Regions from separate parts of the Homo sapiens genome. Here all the other regions are linked to region 1. Evidence: read pairs that join two places in POLR2A ChIA-PET (ENCODE). Cell type or tissue: GM12878. All regions are shown on one strand. Links, peaks and the distances in the headings refer to the core of each region. The heading gives the core; the rest is flanking DNA. Region 1 has its middle 9.0 kb from the start of TCTN1. Region 2 has its middle 34 kb from the start of PPP1CC. Region 3 overlaps PPP1CC (protein phosphatase 1 catalytic subunit gamma).

Region 1 (6,099 bases), core at 1,330-5,329:
AAGGCATTCTGTTTCTGACTCCTGTTAAGGCTTCTGTAACTGAAGGCCCATTCTCATGGAAGCTTTCCTTGGGAGGGCCCCTCAGCTCCTTAGAATGAAGCTCTAGAACTGTTGGAAGTTCTGAGAGGGCAATGCTGGTGCCTGCTTGACCACTGCTGTTTCTGGGTCCGGGCACATAGTAGGTGCTCAGTAAATATTTGTTGAGTGAACTAGAGCCAATGAAAGAATAGCATTTTGTCCTCTGCTCCGGGTCAACCCTGTGAGAGGAACCAAGTTTTGGTGACAAAGGCTGCCATCTGCAGGGAATAGGTGAAATGGCATTATTCAGAATTGCTAAATCCTGAGGACCATACAATCGATTTTGAGGCAAGATTAACATATATTTTCTCCTTTCGCTTTCTGGAGAATTAACATCATCTTGTCTTTTCCAATTAAGGAAACCTGAATCCTGCACCCTTTCTCAAATAACATTTTTAAGCTTTTATTTATTTATTTATTTTTTAAGACGGAGTCTTGCTCTGTCACCCAGGCTGGAGTGAAGTGGCGTGATCTCGGCTCACTGCAACCTCCGCCTCCCGGGTTCAAGCAATTCTCTTGCCTCAGCCTCCTGAGTAGCTGGGACTACAGGTGTGTACCACCACGCCCGGCTAATTTATTGTATTTTTAGTAGAGACAGGGTTTCACCGTGTTAGCCAGGATAGTCTCGATCTCCTGACTTCATGATCCGCCTGCCTCGGCCTCCCAAAGTGCTGGGATTACAGGCGTGAGCCACCAAGCCTGGACAGCTTTTGTTGTCTTTTAAATGGAGACAGGGTTTTGCTCTGTCACCCAGGCTGAAGTGCAGTAGCATGATCATAGCTCACTGCAGCTTCCAACTCCAGGGCTCAAGCGATCCTCCCATTTCAGCCTCCCGAGTAGCTAGGACTGGTGTGTGGCAACACATCTGGCTAATTTGTTTTTGTTTTTTTGTGGAGAAAGAGTCTTGCTATATTGTCCAGGCTGCATTTTAAAGCTTTTTGAGGGCTTAGTTAGCCATGCTGCATACTGTATACACCATGCTGTATGCACAAAACTGGTACCTAAGTACCACTATTTCCCTGTTTTATAGACGAAGAATCTGAACACAGAAAGCATGCCCAAAGTTATAGTGCTAGCAAGTGGCAGAACTAGGGATTTGAACCCAAACACTGTGGCTTCAGAAAGTGTGCTCGTTTTCTCTTTTCTTTTCTTTCCTTCCTTCTTTCTTTTTTTTTTTTTTTTTAAGACAGAGTCTCACTCTGTCACCCAGGCTGGAGTGCAGAGGCAATCTCAGCTCACTGCAACCTCTGCCTCCCGGGTTCAAGGGATTCTCGTGCCTCAGCCTCCCAAGTAGCTGTGACTACAGGCGCCCGCCACCAGGCCCCAGTAATTTTTGTATTTTTTAAACATTTTTCAGTAGAGAAAGGGTTTCACCATGTTGGCCAGGCTGGTCCGGAACTCCTGACCTCAAGTGATCTGCTCGCCTTAGCGTCCCAAAATGCTGGGATTACAGGCGTGAGTCACTACGCCCGGCCCAGTAGACCTTTTTTTTTTTTTTTTTTTTTGAGACAGAATCACACTTTGTGGCCCAAGCTGGAGTGCAGTGGTGCGATTTCGGCTCACTGCAACCTCCACCTCCTAGGTTCAGGCAATTCTCCTGTCTTAGCCTCCCAAGTAGCTGGGATTACAGGTGCACACCACCACGCCCAGCTAATTTTTTTGCATTTTTAGTAGTGACGGGGTTTCACCATGTTTGCCAGGCTGGTTTTGAATTCCTGACCTCAAGCCATCCGCCCGTCTTGGCCTCCCAAAGTTCCAGGATTACAGGTGTGAGCTACCGTGCCTGGCCTAGATCTTCTTTTTAAAAGCAGTTTTAGGTTCACAGCAAAATTGAGCAGAAGGTACAGAGATATATCCCCTGGATCACACAGGCCTAGCCTCCCCCATTATAGAATCTGTGCTTCTAATCATTTCACTATATTATCTCTCCATGCCTGATAGGAAAATATTTACATAAAACATATAGAAACATGGCAGATTGAGCCCATGCAGTTATCTCTGCTCTCTCCTGAAACACTCCTAAAATACTAGCAAAGGAATCAAAGAGGTATAAACCCACAAAGAGTGGGAGAAGACTGCTCATGAGAGATCTCAAATCCTTTTTAGAAGATAGAATGTAGATGAGTGGTTTACTTGGGAGGAGAAACCCTAGTTCTTGCAGGAGTTGCCAATGAGTAGCAAGGCACTTAGAGCTGATAAACCCCAGAAAGGCTCAGGAATTGGTTGAAGGCCCCTGTGCTGAGAGGTGGGACTGAAAACCAATAATTGATTGAATATAAATACCATCTGGGGGAAGCGTTAGACCCCTGATTCTCCTCCTTGTCACTCCCTAACCCCAATCTCTGCAGAAGATGAGATGCTTATTCCCTGGAGAACTTGAACCAGAGAAGTTCTGGGTCCAGGGATAGCAATCAGAGAAAACACTTGGAGGCGAGGCAACATCCTAAAAACAGAGGGATTAAATGAAAGTGTGCAGGCTGGGCACGGTGGTTCACGCCTGTAATCCCAGCACTTTGGGAGGCCGAGGTGGGTGGATCACCTGAGGTCGGCAGTTCAAGACCAGCCTGACCAATGTGGAGAAACCCCGCCTCTACTAAAAATACAAAAATTAGCTGGATGTGGTGGCAGGCGCCTGCAGTCCCAGTTACTCGGGAGGATGAGGCAGGAGAATCTCTTGAACCTGGGAGGTGGAGGTCACAGTGAGCTGAGATCATGCCACTACACTCCAGCCTGGGCAACAGAGTGAGACTCTGTCTCAAAAAGAAAGTGTGCAGCTAAAAACATTCTTAACATATTTTAAATAATCCTATGGTTGTGTGGTAGTATTGGTATCATTATTCTGTATTATTAGTATTGTTATTGGTATTGTTATTCTCTTTTTTTTGGGTGGAGGGATGGAGTCTTAATTGGAAGCATCAGTATGATGGATTTTATCTTGAAGAATACGTATTTCTGACCAGGGGCAGTGGCTCACGCCTGTAATCCCAGCACTTTGGGAGGCTGAGGTGGGTGGATCACTTGAGGTCAGGAGTTTGAGGCCAGCCTGGCCAACATTGTGAAACCCTGTCTCTACTGAAAATACAAAAATTAGCTGGGCGCTGTGGCATGTGCCTGTAATCCCAGCTACTTGGGAGGCGGAGGCAGGAGAATCGCTTGACCCTGGGAGGTGGAGGTTACAGTGAGCAGTGAGCCGAGATGGTGCCACTGCACTCCAGCCTGGGCAACAGAGAAAGACTCCATCTCAAAAAAAAAAAAAGAAAACAAACAAACAAAAAACGGCTGGGCGTGGTGGCTTACGCCTGTAATCCCAGCACTTTGGGAGGCCAAGGCGGGTGGATCACCTGAGGTCAGGAGTTTGAGACCAGCCTGACCAACATGGTGAAACCCCGTCTCTACTAAAAATAAAAAATTAGCCGGGAGAGGTGGTGTGTACCTGTGATCCCAGCTACTCAGGAGGCTGAGGCAGGGGAATCGCTTGAACCCGGGAGGCGGGGGTTGCAGTGAGCCAAGATCACGCCTTTGCACTCCAGACTGGGCAACAAGGGTGAAACTCTGTCTCAAGAAAAAAAAAAAAAAAAAAAAGAGGAAGAAGAAGAAGAATTCACTAACAGGCTGCCAGTAGCCAGTAAAAAGTAAGTGAAAGAGGAACTATCTGCAGGTCCCGAGGAAAGAATGAAAACATATTTACAACACAGAAACAGAAATAGCGGTGGAGGAGGAGAGAGCAGGGTCGCTCAGTGGGACCAGGAAGCCAGCTTACTTTCATTTTTTGAAGCTCCTTATATACAGAAAAAACAAATTTATTTTTTCATTTCACATTTGACAAATACTTTCAGCACCCCAAGATTAAAATGTAATGTAGATGTGCTGTCACCAGGTGATTGGATTTCTTTCTTTCTTTTTTTTTTTTTTTTGAGACGGAGTCTCACTCTGTCATTAGGCTGGAGTGAAGTGGTGCGATCTCAGCTCACTGCAACCTCCGTCTCCCAAGTTCAAGTGATTCTCCTTGCCTCAGCCTCCCAAGTAGCTAGGATTACAGGTGCCCACCACCACGCCTGGCTAATTTTTTTGTATTTTTAGTAGAGACGGGTTTTCACTATGTTGGCCAGGCTGGTCTCAAACTCCTGACCTCCTGATCCACCTGCCTCGGCCTCCGAAAGTGCTGGGATTACAGGCGTGAGCTGCCGCGTTGGGCCGTGATTGGATTTCTTAAAAGCCAGTTAATGAAACTGCAAGCAGAAGCCACCATACACCTATCAGAATAACTAAAAACAAAAATGAAAACAAAGGTGGCCATCCTAAGTGCCCGTGAGCATGGGAAACTGGGACTCTCATACCTTGTTATTGGGAAGGCAAATGGGCCAGTCACTTTGGAAAAAACTGGGCAGTTTCTTATATATTTAAACACATACTGACCATAAAACCCAGAAATCTCACTCCTAGGTATGTATATAAGAGAAATGAAACATATGTTTTATTTTTAACCACCAAAACCTAGAAAAACCCAAATTCCTTCAACTGATGAATGGATGGATAAATTGCAAAGGAGCCATTTTTGTAATACTTGCCACCAATAAAAAGAATGGACTGGGGCCGGACGTGGTGGCTCATGCCTGTAATCCCAGCACTTTGGGAGTCCAAGGCAGGTGGATCACCTGAGGTTGGGAGTTCAAGACCAGCCTGACCAACATGGAGAAACCTCGTCTCTACTAAAAATACAAAATTAGCTGGGCATGGTGGCACATGCCTGTAATCCCAGCTATTCGGGAGGCTGAGGCAGGAAAATCATTTGAACCCAGGAGGTGGAGGTTGCGCTGAGCCAAGATCATGCCATTGCACTTCAGCCTGGGCAACAAGAGCGAAACTCCATCTCAAAAAAAAAAAAAAAAAAAAAAGAATGGACTGGGCCAAGCACGGTGGCTCATGCCTCTAATCCCAGCACTTTGGGAGGCTGAGGCAGGAGGATCATTTGAGGCAGGAGTTTGAGATCAACCTGGGCAACATAGTGAAACCCCGTCTCTACAAAAAATTGTAAAAAATAAAAAAATAATGAACTGAAAGAAATTTTTGCATATATGGCTAGAGGAGTTTCAACAAGCATGCCAAGACTACACAATGGAGAAAGAAGAGTCCCTTCAACAAATGGTGCTGGGAAAACTGGAAATCACGTGCAGAAGAATGAAGCTGGATCCTTACTTTATACCAGATAACAGAAATAAACTCAAAATGGATTAAAGAACTCAAAATGTTAAGACCTCAAAACTCCTAGAAGAAAACATAAGGGAAAAGCTTCAGGATACTAGATTTGGCAATGATTTCTTGGATAAGACACCAAAAGCACAGACAACAAAAGAAAAAATAGACAAATGGAACCACATCAGAGTAAAAACTTGTGGATATCAAAGGTAAAAATCAACAGAGTGAAAGGCAACCCAATGGAATAGGAGAAAATATCTGTAAATCACTTATCTGATAAGAGGATAATTTCCAGAATATATAGGGAACTCCTACAACTGAACAATGATAATGAACAACCCAATTAAAAAATGGGCAACTGACTTGATAGACATTTCTGCAAAGAACATATACCAATGGTCAACAAGCACACAAAGAGATTCACAACATCACTAATCATTAGGGAAATCAAAACCATGAAATATCAACTTATACCCATTAGGATGATAACTATCAAAAGAACAGAAAACCATAAGTGTTGACAAAGATTTAGAGAAGTTGGGATGCTTATGCACTGTGTTTGGGAATATAAAATGGTACAGCCATTATGGAAAACAGCTAATTTTTTTACTTTCATAGAGATGGGGTCTTGCCAATGGCCCAAGCTGGCCTATTAACTCCTGGCCTCAAGTGATTCTCCCGGCTTGGTCTCTCAAAGTGCTGGGATTACAAACGTGAGCCACTTTGCCCACATGTTCTACATCTTTATTGTGGTTGTGGTTAATGTGACTGTATGTGTTTGTTAAAACTCATAAAACTAGGCTGGACATGGTGGCTCATGCCTGT
Region 2 (6,099 bases), core at 1,139-5,138, 170 kb after region 1:
ACCTGCCAAAACTAAGATGACAATCAAAGTGACTTCTGGTCATACTGACTGCTCCTTATACACTAATTATAATGCATTAGCTTGGCCAGGCACAGTGGCTCATGCCTGTAATCGCAGCACTTTGGGAGGCCAAGGCAGGCAGATCACCTGAGGTCAGGAGTTCAAGACCAGCCTGGCCAACATGGTGAAACCCCATCTCTACTAAAAAATACAAAAAATTAGCTGGGTGTGGTGGTGGGTGCCTGTAGTCCCAGCTACTCGGGAGGCTGAGGCAGGAGAATGGCGTGAACCCAGGAGGAAGAGCTTGTAGTGAGCCGAGAATGCCCCACTGCACTCCAGCCTGGGCGACAGAGCAAGACTCTGTCTCAAAAAAAAAAAAAAAAAAAAAAAGAAACTAACACTTACTCTTCAAATGTAAACTCCATATTAATTCAGAGCAGGGGCTGGGCCTTGCAATGGGTAGGGCAGAGAAGCAGGTATCGAATTGTCTGATTGGTTTCTCCTCTGGCCCCCAAACTAACAAAACAACACCCCCACCCCCAAAAGGCTGTGGATGAGGACGGGCACAGTGGCTCATGCCTGTAATCCTAGCACTTTGGGAAGCTGAGGTGGGCAGATCACATGAGGTCAGGAGTTCAAGACCAGCCTGGCCAACATGGTGAAACCCCATCTCTACTAAAAATACAAAAATTAAGCTGGGCACGGTGGCTCACACCTGTAATCCCAGCACTTTGGGAGGACGAGACGAGCGGATCACGAGGTCAGGAGTTCAAGACCAGCCTGGCCAACATGGTGAAAACCCGTCTGTACTAAAAATACAAAATTAGCCAGGCGTGATGGCAGGCACCTGTAATCCCAGCTACTCAGGAGGCTGAGGCAGGAGAATCACTTGAACCTGGGCAGCAGAGGTTGCAGTGAGCCAAGATCGAGCCACTGCACTCTAGCCTGGGCGATAGAGTGAGACTCTGTCTCAAAAAAAAAAAAAAAAAAAAGCCAGGTGTGGTGGTGCACACCTGTAATCCCAGCTACTCAGGAGGCTGAGGCAGGAGAATCACTTGAACCGGGGAGGTGGAGGTTGCGGTGAGCCGAGATCATGCGACTGCACTCCAGCCTGGGTGACAGACCAAGACCCAAAACTCCGTCTCAAAAAGAAAAAAAAAAAAAAAAAAAGGGCTGTGAATGAGATGGGCTTGTATTATCCCATTGGAACCTGGCTTTTCCAGGACTTTCTTCTGACTATACTCATCTCTGAGGCGGGTCCCTGTGAATGGTTTTCTTGTCCTGTCATCCACAGGGTTAATCCCTTGAGGGATGTGTTCAGATTGCTGCTTGGCTGCTTCCTGGCTGTGTGACCTTGGGCAAATGACTTCACTTCTCTGAGCTTCAGTTTCCTCCTCTGCAAAATGGAGGTAAGAATAGTGCTTAGCTCATGCAACTGTTGTGAAGGAATGGAAGAGATAAGCAATGGGAAGTGTTTAGCCTGCAACCTCATCTTAGAGCACCTGATACAATCGAACTATCATTACCATTCTCAGATAATTTTTTAAAATAGTGTCTCCTCAAGCAACTGTTTAGAACAGCGCTATCCATTAGAAATAGAATTCAAGGCCGGGCACGGTGGCTCACGCCTGTAATCCCAGCACTGTGGGAGGCCAAGGCGGATGGATCCCTTGAGGCCGGGAGTTCGAGACCAGCCTGGCTAACATGGTGAAACCCCCTCTCAACTAAAAATACAAAAATTAGCCAGGTGTGATGGTGGGCGCCTGTAGTCCCAGCTACTTGGGAGGTTGAGGCGGGAGAATCGCTTGAATCTGGGAGGCAGAGGTTGCAGGGAGCCAAGATCTCGCCACTGCACTCCAGCCTGGGCAACAGAGTGTGTTTAAAAAAAAAAAAAAAGAATTCAAACCACATATGGACTTTTAATTTTTCCAGTAGCCTCATTAAAAAAGCTGAAGTTAATTTAAATGATATATTTAATTTAACCTGATATATTTTAAAAATGACCATTTTAACACGTAATCAATATAAAGAAAGCATTCTGGTCGGGCACAGTGGCTCATGCCTGTAATCCTGGCACTTTGGGAGGCCGAGTCGGGTGGATCACCTGAGGTCAGGAGTTCAAGACCAGCCTGGCCAACATGGTGAAACCCCGTCTCTACTAAAAATACAAAAATTAGCCGGGCACGGTGGTAGGCACCTGTAATCCCAACTACTTGAGAGGCTGAGGCAGTAGAATAGCTTGAATCTGGGAGGTGGAGGTTATAGTGAGCCAAGATCATGCCATTGTACTCCAGCCTGGGTGACAAGACAGTCCATCTCAAAAAAAAAAAGAGAGAGAGAAAAAAAAGAAAGTATTTCAAGGCTAGGTGCAGTGGCTCATGCCTGTAATCCTAGCACTTTGGGAGGCCAAAGTGAGAGGATTGCTTGAAGCCAGGAATTTGAGACCAGTCTGGGCAACATAGTGAAACCCTGTTTCGAAAGAAAGAAAAGAAAGAAAGAAAGAAAGAAAGGAAGGAAGGAAGTAAAGAAAATTAGCTAGAAGTGATTACACATACACAAGTCCCAGCTACTTGTGAGGCCATTACAGCTTGGGTGACAGAGTGAAACCCTGACTCATAGAAATAAGAAAAAAAAGAAAGAAGGAAGGAAAGAAAATGAATGAAAGAAAGAAAGAAAGAAAAGAAATTAATTTAGCACCATAGGAAAGGTTTTTTTTAAAAAAGCATGAGCTATGTTATCCTCTTTTTTTTTTTTTGTATAAGGCTACAAAATCTGGTATTTTGCACTTATATCCCATCTCAGTTCGGACAAGCCACATTTCAAGGGCCCAAAACCCCATTTGGTGAGTGGCAGCCATATTGGATAGAGACAGCCCACCTTCTCTGGTTTTGTCTCTGCAGATAGCCAAGGAAACCTAATTATGCATCCAACTCTCTGGCCCATTGGCTGAGTCACCTGCCGGGAAGCTTTCAGAATATTTATAGGTAACTGATCTACAGAAAACAGAAAGTGATACCATCTCCAGCCCCCACAACCTTTCTTCAGTCTCAAGTTTGCCGTCTCAGCTACTGTTTTCTAGAGGCCCAGTGGGAAGAGTATGCAAAGTGGCAGTAAAGTACATATGTAAACGTGTAGGCAAAAGGCTGAGAGGATTCTTACCAAACTACTCACAGTGGAAAATAAGAGTAATGTCCAAGCAGAGTTTAGTTTTGTCAGTCATGCCCTAATTTTGTTTTTGTTTTTTAGAATGTATTCATTCACATATTACTTGTGTAAGTGAAAGTCAATTGATATATATATAGAGATAATAGTAAAGAAAAGTAACCATGATTTGCGGTAAATCCCCAAGAAGTTTAATGGAAAGCAGTGAGTGCAGAGATTACAAGGTGGACTCTGGGGCCGGCTGCCTGCCTTTGCATCCTAGCCCTGCTGTCTACTAGCTGTGTGACCTTGGGCAAGGTTCTCTTGCTTTCTGGGCCTCAGTTTCCTCATCTATAAACTAAGGATAATGATGGGACCTATGTTACAAGGTTGTCACAATGATTTGATGAGCAGGTGTAAGGTGTTAAGATGGGATCTGGAACACAGAGTCTCAGCTGTAATAACTAAAATAATTAGTATTATCACTGTTTTTGGTGGAAGAGTAAGTAGCAAGAAACTCTCTTGGTGAAAATACAAGAGCTGCGGTGGCTCACGTCTGTAATCCCAGCACTTTGGGAGGTCGAGGCGGGCAGATCACTTGAGGTCAAGAGTTTGAGACCAGCCTGGCCAACATGATGAAACCCTATCTCTACTAAATATAGAAAAAATTTGCCAGGCGCGGTGGCGCACCCCTCTAGTCGTAGCTACTCAGGAGGCTGAGGCAGGAGAATCGCTTGAACCTGGGAGGCGGAGGTTGCAGTGAGCTGAGATCACGCCACTGCATTCTAGCCTGGGCGACAGAGCGAGACTCCATCTCAAGAAGAAAAAAAAAGGAAATAATATGCTGGAGTGAGAGCTGCAAGACCAGCTGCTAAGCCTGGATCTGCCATTACCTAATTTGTGTAAACTTGGGCCTCAGTTTTGTACTAATTCTAACAACAACATACATTTTCTAGTCCTTACTATCATTTCGGAACTCTACATGTCTCGTTTCATCAGATCTTCACAACACCCCTCTGAGAGAGAGATACTGTTGTTGTTGTTGTTATTATTACTATCTTGAGACGGAGTCTCGTTCTGTCGCCCAGGCTGGAGTGCAATGGCACGATCTCGGCTCACTACAACCTCTGCCTCCCGGCTTCAAGTGATTCTCCTGCCTCAGACTGCCGAGTAGCTGGGATTACAGGTGCCCGCCACCACACCCAGCTAATTTTTGTATTTTTAGTAGAGACGGGGTTTCACCATGTTGGTCATGCTGGTCTCGAACTCCTGACCTCAGGTGATCCCCTGCTTCAGCCTCCCAAAGTGCTAGGATTACAGGTGTGAGCCACCACGCCTGGTCGAGATACTGTTATTATTACCATTCTATAGATAAGGAAACCGAGGCTCAGAGAGCTGACACGGCTTGCCCAAGTCGGCAGCTTCTAAGTCCCAGGAAAGGGATTTGAACTCAGTGTTGTCTAGCCGACATGAGAGGCTGAGGCAATGCTCTCTGCACCATGCAGCCCCATGTGTGAGGTCTTTTCCAGCTTTGCTTTGTCTGTGATGCTGGCAGTTGAGTTGCATGATAAGAGCTAGGAGTTTGGGGTTGGAGTACAGGTTCTTTTGAGCTTTTGGACCCTAGAGTTCTTTCATCTGTATAATGGGGCCAAGAACAATGCAGTGCCCTGAATTTGAGTTTTGTATTTGCTTTTGTTTTTGTTTTTTTGAGACAGGGTCTTGCTGCATCGCCCAGGCTTGAGTGTAGTGGTGTGATCTCGGCTTACTGTAACCTCCACCTCCTGGGTTCAAGCAATTCTCCCACCTCAGCCTCCTGAGTAGTTGGGATTACAGGTGCCCACCACCATGCCAGGATAATTTTTGTATTTTTAGTAGAGAAGGGATTTCATCATGTTGGTCAGGCTGGTCTCGAACTCCTGGTCTCAAGCAATCCACCCACCTTGGCCTCCCAAAGTGCTGGGATTACAGGTGTGAGCCACCATGATTGGCGCTGAATTTGAGGGTTTTCTTTCCAGCTCTCTCCAGGGCTTTCTTTAGACTTTCTTCCTCATTTTGTCTCATCTTTCCAAACACCTCACTCACAAGATCACTTGAAGATCACAGGAAGCCAGTGGAAGGTATCTGAGATGATTAAACAGCACCAGGTTTTTTAGCTATGTTATGTAAGAAGAGGAAAAGAGGGAAGTTGCAGGGGAAGAAATTTGAATCAGATTACATTAAAGGATACAAGTGGGGCTTTCAGACAATGGTGACTTTTGCACAGGGTCTCATGAGGCAACACACGGGGGCACACACCTGCGTGTCTTCATGTAGATATGCTGTGTGAGACACCCCCGCAGCGGATGTTCTGGGGGAAAACAAGGAAGCTGTTAAATGATCCAGCTGTTCTGTCTGAATACGTTGCACATCTGGTGGCCTGGAAATCTCCAGGTGACTTTTCACTTTATATTCACTGTCTTGCTGCCTGGCCCCAATCTTGAGACTCTAGAGGAGGGGAAAAGGGAGGGAAAAAAGAGAAATGGGGGTGGATTGGAGGCAAGGGGTCAGGGGAGGGAAAAGAGCAGAGAGAGAGAGAGACAGAGAGAAATGGAGAAAGGGAGAGGAAAATCAAGAGAAACTGACATGGAGGGATAGGGAAACACAGAGACAGAAAGATAAACTTCACAGAGAGAGAGACAGACAGAAAAAGAAAGCTAGATGATATAGAGTCACATAGAGAAAGTCGGTCATATACAACATACAGCGTAAGAGAGAAATAGACAAAGATTGAGAATGAGGGATCCACATACAGAGATGGAGACAAAGAAAGTCAGAGACAGCTGGGCACGGTGGCTCACACCTGTAATCCCAGCACTTTGGGAGGCCGAGGCAGGCAGATCACTTGAGATCCGGAGTTCAAGACCAGCCTGGGCAACACGACGAAACCCTGTCTCTACAAAAAATACAAAAATTAGCCAG
Region 3 (6,099 bases), core at 1,465-5,464, 120 kb after region 1:
CTGTATCAGAGTGAAAGTGCAATGCAACACATCAACAAAGGAGAGTGTTCTGTCAGAGAAAGTCATCCCAATGATAACTCACAAATGTTAAAGTGTTCACCCTTTGGAAGGGATCAAAACCTATTTGGAACAAAAATCAGCCCACCTACCTCCATGACAGCAGAATATCTTCTCATCCACGATGGCTGCTATCGGTAAACAGTTAAAACAGTCTGTGAAAGTTTTCCATAGTTTAATGTTGTATCTTCTTTTACCTGTGATTAAAAAGAGAGTATTACATTAAAAAGAGAGTATTACTGTTCCGTAGGCTCATTCTCTCAGGATTAACTTCCCCCAAAGCAAGATTCTGGGTGCCTTTTAAGCAAATGAAACTATGTTTTTATTAAGAATCTTAATAAAACCATCTTATTTTAAGGCTCTTTTAAAATAAGAGCTGGGCGTGGTGGGTCAGACCTGTAATCCCAGCACTTCGGGAGGCTGAGGTAGGAGGATGGCTTGAGCCCAGGAGTTCAAGACCATCTTGGGCAACATAGTGAGACCCCATCTCTTTAAAGAAAGACTCTCCTAGAGGGAAGGGGTTTAGGAGAGACACATATCTGATCTAAAAGCAATGACTTACATTTTCACATGAAATCTTTTTAAATTCCACAGAAGCATGAAACCAGAATTCCAGATTTGATAATGATTAAGGACTGCCATCAAATCCCAGGAATTATCTGGGAGCATCAATTCTGTTTGAAATTGTCTGCTCTGTCCAATCTCACCGCAGCTAGTCCCCTACTTCTGAATTCAATTACGAACTTACACATGTGGCGTTATGACCTTCCTTCTGAGGAAACCTGAGAGTTAGCACCCATCCCCCATATATGCCCCTCAATAACCTACTGACACCAGAGGATCCCCAGCCCTCAGTACTCTAGCAGGAGGCACAATGATCACACGGCAGTGGCTGCCTCTCACAGGCACTACAGGGCATTTGTTTCCAACACTGCACAGACTCCACATGCTCCCACAGGCCTGATGTCACAGGATGGTCATGTTCCCTCAACAGCACAGGCATCCACACATTCTGGAGTCAGAGTGCAGTTCTGACAGAAATATGCCTCTATGCACTGTTTCTACAGGAAACTGATGTTCTGAGTTTAAAACCTAGTCACATACCTTGCAAGAACAAATTTCTCTGGATTGGTTGAGGATTGTCCAATTGTCCAGATGCCTTTGTTTCCTGTACTTACTATACTAAGCACAATCTTTAAAAACCAGGAGTTTGGCCAGGCGCGGTGGCTCACACCTGTAATCCCAGCACTTTGGGAGGCCGAGGCGGGCAGACCATCTGAGGTTGGGAGTTTGAGACCAGCCTGACCAACATGAAGAAATCCCGTCTCTACTAAAAATATAAAAATTAGCTGGGCGTGGTGGCGCATGCCTGTAATCCCAGCTACTTGGGAGGCTAAGGCAGAAGAGTCACTTGAACCTGGGAGGCGGAGGTTGCGGTGAGCCTTGATTGTGCCATTGCACTCCGGCTTGGGCAACAAGAGCGAAACTCCGTCTCAAAAAACAAAACAAAACAAACAAAACAAACCAAGAGTTTGTCCTTAGTCTCTTTTCCTGGGGAATACAGGGACATCTAAAGGTTTAAACCTATACCTCTCCTTTGAGAGTTAGAGCCAGCCCAAGCAACTGACCTGAACCACACCTCCCACCCTGTAATGCAAATCAAGCAGCTTAGGGAGTTTACCACAGGGCTTGAAATGAAATGTAAATTCAACAAATGTTTGCCTTCTCTCTGCAGAGGAGTGTTATCTTTTCTCCTAATAATTTCTGGTTTCTCAATGACTGGGTCTAACACTGACTATGGTTCACCCTGTTGCATATTTCTTTAGAGGTCCTTCACTAGGGGGTTCGGAAAGTTTAACAAACTTCTCCCGCCAGGCTGAGGAAGGAAAATTGCTTGAACCTGGGAGGCAGAGGTTGCAGTAAGCCAAGATCGCACCATTGCACTCCAGCATGGGCAACAAGAGTGAAACTCCGTCTCAAAAAAAAGCAAACTCCTTCTTACGAAAGGCTGAAGGGCAATCTCCAAAAACCACCAACTCCCATTTCCAACAGCAATACTACTACTACTACCACCACAGGATGAGTATCCTTAATCCAAGATGCTCCAAAATTTGGAACTTTTTGAGCACTCACATGATGCTCAAAGGAAATGCTCACTGGAGCATTCTGGATTTCAGATTTTTGGATTAGGGATGTTTAACCAGTAATTATAACACAAATATTCCAAAATTAAAAACAAAAACAAAAAACCTGCAACACTTCTAGTGCCAAGCATTCCCGGTAAGGAATACTTAACCTGTATTATAAAAACAGAGCTGCTGTCTTAGCTCCCCAGTGACAGTGACTTCCTCTTTCCCCAAGGTCAGCTTCACTTCTGGATACTTTTTTTGAGGTGGGGTCTCACTGCATCACCTAGGGGGAATGAAGCGACGCAATCTTGGCTCACTGCAACCATGGTCTCCCAGGTTCCAGTGATTTTCCTGCCTCAATCTCCTGAGTGTCCGCGACTACAGGTGTGCACCACCACAGCTAATTTTTGTATTTTTAATAGAGATGGGTTTTCCCCATGTTGGTCAGACCTCCTGACCTCTTGTGATCAGGTTGAACTCCTGACCTCAAGTGATCCACCCACCTTGGCCTCCCAAAGTGCTGGGATTACAGGCGTGAGCTACCACGCCCCGGCTTTGATTCTTTAGTTATGCCACATACTCCAGCTTCTCCTGCTGATTCCTGCTGGCTTCTCCATCAAAAATCAGTTTGTTTCCTCCTTTTCCCTCTCAGCACTTTAAGCGTGGGCCTGCCTCTTTCTATTCTCTCTTCATTTCCTCCCTAAGGCTACCTCAGACCACTAGGAACATCTGGCTCCTGAAAGGTTTAGCCAGGGTAATCGCCTAGCTTCCAAATCCTAAGATTCTGAGCCATAACCTGTAATGCGGTTTCGCATTACTGTACATCAGACAGCTACGGCAGCAGAAACAGATCAACAAACACTCATGTTTTACCCAACAACATATACCTCAGCCTTTCCATCACATTTACAAAGTTAAAAAAAAAAAAAAAAGAAATGGTAGTATAAAGTACTTATGTACCTGGAAAACAGGCAGTGGTTTTTAAATTGTCCCATGAAAATCAACATTTGAATACAACTTTTCATTTTAATAAAATTAGTTAAGTATTTTATATATATATTAAATGTCTGCAAGCCTTCAACCAAAAGCCACCTATGTCAAGGGCACTTTCATGCCCACAAGTAGACTGGATGGCAAATTATATCTGCCTGATGAGAGAGAGGAAGCTTGAGCATAAGATCTACAAATTGTGTTGATGACCAAACAGGAGTCGAAACTGATACCAACCAACACTGATCTTCTAAGTCATTTTTTAAAGGCCTCTGCATTAAGTAGAAACCGAAACTGATGCAGCCAGTATCATTACATTAGGATACACGTCACAAAAATGAGGTCAACTGGATTTGAATTCATCAGTGCAAACATGAAAAGTATTTGCTGGGCTAACAGCTATGTAAAAGGAATCCTTTAACTCAAGAGCAGGCCAGGCACGGTGGCTCACGCCTGTAATCCCAGCACTTTGGGAAGCAGAGGCGGGCGGATCATGAGGTCAGGAGATCGAGACCATCCTGGCTAACACAGTGAAACCCCGCCTCTACTAAAAATACAAAAAATTAGCCGGGCGTAGTGGCGGGCGCCTGTAGTCCCAGCTACTCGGGAGGCTGAGGCAGGAGAATGGCGTGAACCCAGGAGGCGGAGCTTGCAGTGAGGCGAGATCGCGCCCTGCACTCCAGCCTGGGCGACAGAGCGAGACTCCGTCTCAAAAAAAAAAAAAAAAACAAAAAACAAAAAACTCAAGAGTAACACTTGGAATAAGTATCCAAAACACAGTGTTGGCTGGGTGTGGTGGCTCATGACTGTAATCCCAGCACTTAGGGAGGCTGAGGTGAAAGGATTGCTTAAACCCAGAAATTACAGGTGGTAGTAAGCTATGATCCCACCTCTGCACTCCAGCCTAAGGCTCTGTCTCAAAAACAAACAAAAAAAACCCATCACACCTGCCTTGCATTTCACTACCTAAGGAGTAGTAACTGGCTTACTGGTACTTCTCTGACACAGAATCACTGTTAATATTGAATACCTTTCATGTACAAGTTCAATGCTATCAGTCAGTCCAGAACCCATAGAATTTTTGTCCCTGATGATTCCTGCCACCCCATCTTATCAGCTGGATCTCAAGGTCACAGACCAAGCAAACATCCAGTTGTGGGAAAGGGTGGTAGTAGAAGGGCTCAGTTTGTGAATATAATCTTTCTAGGATGCACTTCTAACAAATGTGCTAGCTCAACATATCTATGTGAATTGAGATGGAAAAACACTGCATCTGGAGACTCTAGGTTACGATGTGGTCTAGGGGAGGGCCACAGGGACAACCCTTTGCTGATATCCCTATAATCATATTAGCAAATGCCAAGTACCTGAAGTTCCTTAACCACCTCTTCACTCCAAACCTGAAACCCGTCCTGGCAGCAATGATGAGCACAAAAGGAAGGTGAAGGTAAAGATTCAAAACCTTTTCTGACTTGAAACCCTTTACTGAACTGATATTTTCAAAGCTTTTTTTTTTTTTTTTTTTTGAGACGGAGTCTCACTCTGCCACCCAGGCTGGACTACTGTGGTGTGATTTTGGCTCACTGCAACCTCCGACTCCTGGGTTCAAGTGATTCTCCTGCCTGAGCCTCCTGAGTAGCTGGGACTACAGGCATCTGCCACCACGCCTGGCTAATTTTTGTATTTTTAGTAGAGATGAGGTTTCCTCATGTTGGCCAGGACGGTCTTGATCTCTTGACCTTGTGATCCACCCGCTGTGGCCTCCCAAAGTGCTGGGATTACAGGCGTGAGCCACTGTGCCCAGCCTATTTTCAAAGCTTTAAGAACTGTGTTTTGTCAATAGTCAAATCGAAGTATACCTTTAATTAAACAATCCAAAATGGGTCACAAAATGTGTAAAATACTGTAAAAATAATCTTTGTTCAGCACATTTTAGTTTTAGGAAAGTTATTGCCATTCTTCCTGGGTGTGGATATGCCAGAAGGAGAAAAACTATAATAATTTCAAAAACTAATTATTTACGTATTGCAAGATTCCATTTGCATGCAATATTCTCTAGAAAAGACAAAAAGTAGATTAGTGGTTGCCTGGGGACTATGGTGATGGTCGCATAACTCTATAAATTTACTACAAATCGCTGAATTGTACACTTTTAACAGAATAATTTTATGGAATGAAATTACATAATAAAGTTGCTTAAAAAAACTATTTGGAATGGTTCTCAGATTTCTACTAAGAATTAAGTTATCTGTGAATACAACAATTTAAATCTTAAAGCAACCATTACCATGATCATTACTTCCTAATCTGATCATCACATCATAAAAGAATCCAAGACCTTATTTTATTACAGCGGCAGTGTTATTTTTCTACCCAAGAGAGAAAAAACTGGCTGGGCATCATGGCTCACGCCAGTAATCCCAGTACTTTGAGTGGCCTAGGCGGGCAGATTCCTTGAGCCAGGAGTTTCAGATCAGCTTGGGCAACAAGGTGAAACCCCATCTCTTCAAAAAAATACACAAATTAGCCAAGCGTGGTGATGCATGTCTGCAGTCCTAGCTACCTGGGAGGCTGAGGCAGGAGGATTGCTTGAGCCTGGGAGGCAGAGGTTGCAATGAGGTAAGATGGTGCTACTGCACTCCAGCCTGGGCAACAGAGTGAGACTCCGTTCCCCCACCCCCCTAAAAAAGCTAAGCTAAAAACAAGTTGATGAAATAGAAAACATGAGAGATGATACCACTGCATCTAAACTCTCACAATTCCTAACAGAAGTATGTGATAATTGTTTATGATAAATATCTTAATTTCAATAACTCTTCCTTAGATATAGAAAAGTACTTACATTCATCATAAAATCCATAAATTCTGTTGATGCTGGCACATTCATGGTTCCCTCTGAGAAGAAAAAAATTCTCAGGATATT

The links. ChIA-PET counts read pairs that join two places held together with the same protein. Peaks named below come from ENCODE experiments on the same cell type or tissue, not always from the same donor. Only the 100,000 strongest peaks of a DNase experiment are listed, where the experiment ranks them.
Region 2: POLR2A ChIA-PET joins it to region 1 with 7 read pairs; 5 of 35 experiments call an interaction of 5 or more read pairs at or near these places.
Region 3: POLR2A ChIA-PET joins it to region 1 with 5 read pairs; 5 of 35 experiments call an interaction of 5 or more read pairs at or near these places.

The regions. Positions count from the first base shown.
Region 1 is chr12:110,602,097-110,608,195 of GRCh38, forward strand. No RefSeq gene overlaps it. Among named protein-coding and RNA genes, the nearest start is that of TCTN1, 9.0 kb to the right of the region's middle. In GM12878, for the core only: no CTCF peak of the experiment used is centred there; DNase peaks (open chromatin) are centred at 3,765 and 4,370; H3K4me3 peaks cover 942 bases; H3K27ac peaks cover 1,701 bases.
Region 2 is chr12:110,773,653-110,779,751 of GRCh38, forward strand. No RefSeq gene overlaps it. Among named protein-coding and RNA genes, the nearest start is that of PPP1CC, 34 kb to the left of the region's middle. RefSeq lists an enhancer at 2,806-3,145. In GM12878, for the core only: no CTCF peak of the experiment used is centred there; a DNase peak (open chromatin) is centred at 3,019; H3K4me3 peaks cover 870 bases; H3K27ac peaks cover 1,508 bases.
Region 3 is chr12:110,724,511-110,730,609 of GRCh38, forward strand. It overlaps PPP1CC (protein phosphatase 1 catalytic subunit gamma), which reads right to left. Exons shown (of 7, transcript NM_002710.4): 3 at 6,019-6,099; 4 at 150-254. Among named protein-coding and RNA genes, the nearest start is that of PPP1CC, 15 kb to the right of the region's middle. In GM12878, for the core only: no CTCF peak of the experiment used is centred there; a DNase peak (open chromatin) is centred at 3,441; H3K27ac peaks cover 1,846 bases.